2 separate regions of the Mus musculus genome follow, and region 1 is linked to region 2. The links are chromatin loops, found by intact Hi-C in ENCODE. Cell type or tissue: heart. All regions are shown on one strand.

The links. Hi-C counts contacts between places; a loop is a spot of excess contacts. Peaks named below come from ENCODE experiments on the same cell type or tissue, not always from the same donor. Only the 100,000 strongest peaks of a DNase experiment are listed, where the experiment ranks them.
Region 1: it touches region 2 in a loop (2.2-fold over the local background); 5 of 42 quality-filtered maps call a loop at or near these places.

Annotation. Positions count from the first base shown.
Region 1 is chr2:122,243,058-122,245,557 of GRCm38, forward strand. The region is part of intron 1 of Sord (sorbitol dehydrogenase); the gene reads left to right. Among named protein-coding and RNA genes, the nearest start is that of Sord, 9.5 kb to the left of the region's middle. In heart, a CTCF peak has its summit at 993 (motif pointing left); a DNase peak (open chromatin) is centred at 974; H3K27ac peaks cover 400 bases.
Region 2 is chr2:122,301,499-122,303,998 of GRCm38, forward strand. Duoxa2 (dual oxidase maturation factor 2) reads left to right here. Exons shown (of 6, transcript NM_025777.2): 5 at 163-377; 6 at 706-1,387. The coding sequence ends at 899. Duoxa1 (dual oxidase maturation factor 1) reads right to left here. Exons shown (of 10, transcript NM_001305262.1): 10 at 2,051-2,500. The coding sequence ends at 2,247. Among named protein-coding and RNA genes, the nearest start is that of Duoxa2, 3.8 kb to the left of the region's middle. In heart, CTCF peaks have their summits at 1,291 (motif pointing left) and 1,570 (motif pointing left); no DNase peak of the experiment used is centred here; H3K4me3 peaks cover 805 bases; H3K27me3 peaks cover 2,400 bases.

The DNA of each region.
Region 1 (2,500 bases), 58 kb before region 2:
AGAGAGAGAGAGAGAGAGAGAGAGAGAGATATGCATGGGTGCATCCATGCATGCATGGGTACATTGGTCTGCCTGCCTGTTCTCACCATTTTTAGGCATCCATTCTACCCCTGAGCACAGCCCTCAGAACCCTGAGAGATGAGGAGATGAGGAAAGCTTAGGAAAGCATGTAGGAAATCTGAGATGGAAAAGGAGATTAGGTAAACAGGGCGGCCAACCACCACCACCTTTTGGTGTTCAGTGGTCTGTGGTAGCCTGGTAAAGCCGGGGCTGGGGACCCACACTGGTTCTTAGTATTTACAAGGTTAAGGCTTATTTGTTTTGAGACAATATTGCTGTCTACTTCAAGCTATCTTAAGATACTAGATCTTTCTGCCTCAGCTTCCTTAAAACTGGGGCTATAGGTATATGCTTACCAGCTGTGAGAACTTTTTTTTTTTTAGGTATAAACAGGGCAGTTCATATTTGTGTGTATGTGTGTGCATATGTGTCCCTGCAGTGGCCAGAAAGTGTTGGATCCTTTGGAGCTGGAGCTATAGGCATTTGTAAACAGCCTAACATGGATGCCAGAACCTGAACTCTGGTCCTGTGCAAGATCATCAAGCAGTTTCAACTGCTGAGCTGGCTCTCCAGTTACCAAGGGTTGATCTTAATAAGGTCTTGTGCCCAGTGGCATGCCCCCTGCAGAGAGAGGGAGGCAGAACTGAGCCACAGTTGAGTGAAGTCACCAAGAGGTAGGGAGAGGTTGTTGAGGACTCTAGCTCTGTTGCTTGCCTTGTATACACAAAGCCTTGGGCTCTTTCTCCAGCACCACAAAAATTTGGTGTCGTGGCACTCAGCTGTATCACCAGCATTTGGGAGGAGGGACAGCTTAAAGGTCACCTCTAGAGAGAGTGTGGGGAGAGAGGGGAGGGAAATGGTGGAAAGAATGAAGTGTTCAATGTCCTCTGCCACGCAACAGTAAACAGACTATCAGCATAGCACCCTCTGGTGTCCAGAAGAGTCACTGCACCTTTGTGTGTGATTCGGCAAGGGCAGCTTGCCCTGGCTGGAAGCAGAGATAGGAAGAATGTGGAGACATAAGTGCCTGGGGTTTGTCTGCTGAGACCATTAGTACGGAGGGTGGGTGAGGTTCCAAGTTAGAAACAAAACTGGTTCATTAGATTGCACCTTAGTTGAAGTTAAAATTGTATCTGCTATAACAGAAACATAAGTTTACATAACAATCTAGGGTGTTAGTTAATATCAAACATGGGACCTGAGACTTCTTTGAGAAAGATTTGGTGATAGCGGTTCTAAGGTGGTGATTTCTTTAAAAATGGATTTTTTTTCCTTCTTTAAATTACTGTGAAGGAAAAAACAAAAACAAAAACAAACAAACAAACAAGCAAAAAAACCTAACCACTCCCCCAAAGCAAAATGAAAAGTGCCTCAATTACTTTGAATGTTTTTTTCCCCCTCACCCAAGTCGGTGCCTCCTTCCTGGTCTCCAGTAGTGGTCATCCTCTGCTTAGCCCCTGCAGCTGCAGGGCAGGTTGTAACTATCTCAATTCTTCATTCTTAGGCTGTGGAGCCTCGGAAGCTGAAGTGATGGTGCCGGTAGAGCACCTAGCATGGGATAACCCAATGGACGCCATAGCTCTGTGCCTCTCAGCATTAGCACGTGAACTGGGTTTTCCCCTCTGGAGAAGTTTAATTAGCCCTGAACTTTTCCCCACAAGAGAGTCTGCTGGTCTGAAGTGAAAGCGTTTAGACCTTACGTGGACGCCTTTGGGGAAGGCTGCAGGCTTGGTTTGCAGCCAGGCACTGGATCTGCTGTTGAGCATGATAGTGTTGAGGCGGGTTTAGCCTAGCTGCTGTCAGTATGCATTGATGCTGTGAGGCTGCCTAGAGCAAGTGGCTTGAGCCAGGCCTGGGGCACGGGCTTTCTTTTTAAAACATATTTATTCACTCTGTGTGTGTGTGTGTGTGTGTGTGTGTGTGTGTGTGTGTGTGTGTGTATCTGAGAGAGAGAGAGAGAGAGAGAGAGAGAGAGAGAGAGAGAGAGAGAGAGAGAAGAAACATGGTATGTGGAGGACAACTTGTGAGTTGGCTCTCATCTTCTAGCATGTGGGTTCCAGGCATCAAACTCAGGTAATCAGGCTTGTCCCAAAGCCCCCCTTAACCTGCCAAACCATCTCACTGGCCAGGAAAGCTTTAATCAGAGACCCATCAGGGCACTCTGTATGGGGTCCACCTAGCAATCGCCTTACATGATTGACAGAAGAAAGGTCATTTCCTCAGGACTGCACCAGGTACAGTGGAAACTGGTATAGATGTCAGGTACAGCTGGGCTGAGCCCTGGTTAATCCTCTCTGTCTGGTGGCAGGATCTTGACCAAGTTTCCTACCACCCTAGCCTCAGGTTTCTTTCTCATCTGTAAGCTCTGGGCTGTGTAAGGCAGAGTTGGAAGTTTGATCTGGCCTACAGTAGCCATGGTAAACAATTTGTGTTGCCTTCT
Region 2 (2,500 bases):
GAATTCACGTCCCAGCTATAGGAGGGGGGAGGCCGAGGGGCTGGGAGGGGAGGCTCAGGACCCAGCTCTCCCGGGGTGGGGGTTGGGGACGGTTCCTCTACACCGCCAGCAGTCCTGGTCAGGGAACTCCCGCTCATGGAGCGCTGCCTTGGTCCCTCGCAGGGTGGCATTCTGCTTCTGGATCATCGCCAATGCGCTGCTCTCCATGCCCGCCCCACTCTACGGAGGCCTGGCTTTGCTCACCACCGGTGCCTTCACGCTCTTCGGTGTCTTCGCCTTCGCCTCGATTTCCAGCGTGCCGCTCTGCCACTTCCGCCTGGGCTCCGCCGTCCTCACGCCTTACTACGGCGCCTCCTTTTGGCTCACGCTGGCCACCGGTGAGTACCGACGGATGCTTACCTGGTGGTGACCGGGGTGTGTATGGGATGGACGCTCTCCGGTTTAGAGAATGGGTTCTCTTATTTAATATGTTCGTCTCCGTAGCAGGCAGAAGGTGGGCCGACACTGTTATTTTACGGTTGAGAAGAGCTAGCTCAGAAGGGTTCAGTATCTTGCCCGGGTTTGCATGAAAACTCGTGCATCGTGAAATACATGTCAGTTCTTTCTGAGGGTTGTGCGTGTAGGAAATTCCAGGGATGGGCTCCAAATCCTGGCAATGAGAGCCTGCATCCCTGAGTCCCTCTGTCTTTCCTCCCTCCGGTGCAGGCATCCTGAGCCTCCTCCTCGGAGGGGCGGTGGTGATTCTCCACTATACTCGGCCCAGCGCCCTTCGCTCCTTTCTGGATCTAAGTGTCAAAGACTGTAGCAACCAGGCTAAAGGAAACTCACCTCTCACCCTCAACAACCCGCAACACGAACAGTTGAAGAGTCCAGACTTAAATATTACCACTCTCCTGTGAAAATAACTGACTCCGGATTTCTACCCCTCTTTGGGACCCCATAGACCTGAAGACTGTGTTAAGAGCGCGTGCCAGGAGCATAGCTTAGTCTGGAGAACTGCTTGTCCCTGCGGGACGACAAGGGGGCACCCCATGTGCCTTTGCTCTAGAGAATGGATTTCTCAGGAGAACTGTAAATAAACTTTTTTGTTTCTTTTTTTTTCTTCAAAATTCCCATGCCCATCAATTTCCTTGGCTTCTCTTGGCCATTTGGAGCTACAACCTTGAGAAACTCCTCTAGGCTAGTAAGAGCCTAGTACTGTATGTACATTCAGGTGCTGAGAAGCCTGAGAAACACAGTAGGGCTCTGGGGGAGGTGCGCCCTCTAGTGAGATCTGAGAGGAACTGGCAGGCATCTCCTCCAACGGGTGGTGGGTTACGTTCTACCCAAATCTCTACTAGCCACACTGAATGTATTGGGGAAGATTAGGATTTTGGCGTTCATTCGCAAATTCTTTCAGGTTGTCTTCTTTTATGTTTGTATTTGAGAGCTAAGAGAGAGGTCAACAAGGCATAAAAATATAAATCCTGGGGTCTGGAGAGATGGTTCAGTGGTAGAACACTAGCTGCCCTTTCAGGTATTGGTATTGAGGTCTTTGTACCCACATGGCCAGTTCCTGTAACTCCAGTTCCAGGGCATGTCTGCAATGCCCCCTCCTGGCCTCTGCAGGCACTGCGTGCAAGTGGTTCACAGACATACAATCAGGCAAAGTACTTATACACATTATACCTACCCTGGGACTTTTTTTTAAACAGTTTTTTTTTCCTCTCGAGTTCTATAAGCTTACGTAGCATATTTCGGGACTAAAGGTCAAAAAGAGTGTGGCACATAGCCTGTTAATGTTAAAACTGGAACACGATGTTTGTTCTCCAGCTAATGTGGACCCAGAGGTCACAAAAGCTGTGAAAATTGGAAAAAGAAAGAAAGGGGCTCAGACCCCCCAAAGGCAAGAGATGGATGCTGAGGATGCCCAATGTATTTGTTATGAGTGGAAGGTTGGCACCTTGACGAGGCAAAGCTTTCAAGAAGGTTGATGCTGTGCAGACATAGCCACCCCTGTGCTGTCACCACGACAACGGTTTCTGGGCATGTCTGACATCTCTTCAGAGCCTTAGCACTTTTGTTCATTTATTTTTTTGCATTAGTAGGCTGTGTATATTATTCTGTTACATCAACAAGTTGGATACATATTACAACTGAACATGATACAACTGAAACCCACTTCCTGGACAGTTCTGCTGGTTTTGTGGGGCTCCAATAATGTCTGGAGGCAGTCTGGAAACTCAGTGGCTACCAGGAGAAGAGCTTTACAGGGAACAGTCGGACTCTTTGGGGTGTTCCTCCTTAAAACATGTCTCAGAGGAAGCCACTGACATGGGAATGTCCTGGGTCTCAGGACTCTCAGCTATGGACCGGTAGTGGGGGCTCAAGAGTCCTCCTTCTTCAGAGCCCCACTCCAGCACTGGGTCCTCTGAACTCTGGTTGAAGAAAGCCTTCAGTCTGTGAGGCTGCATCCTGTGGGCCACTGCCATGACCAGGCCAAGCAGAATACACAGCAGTC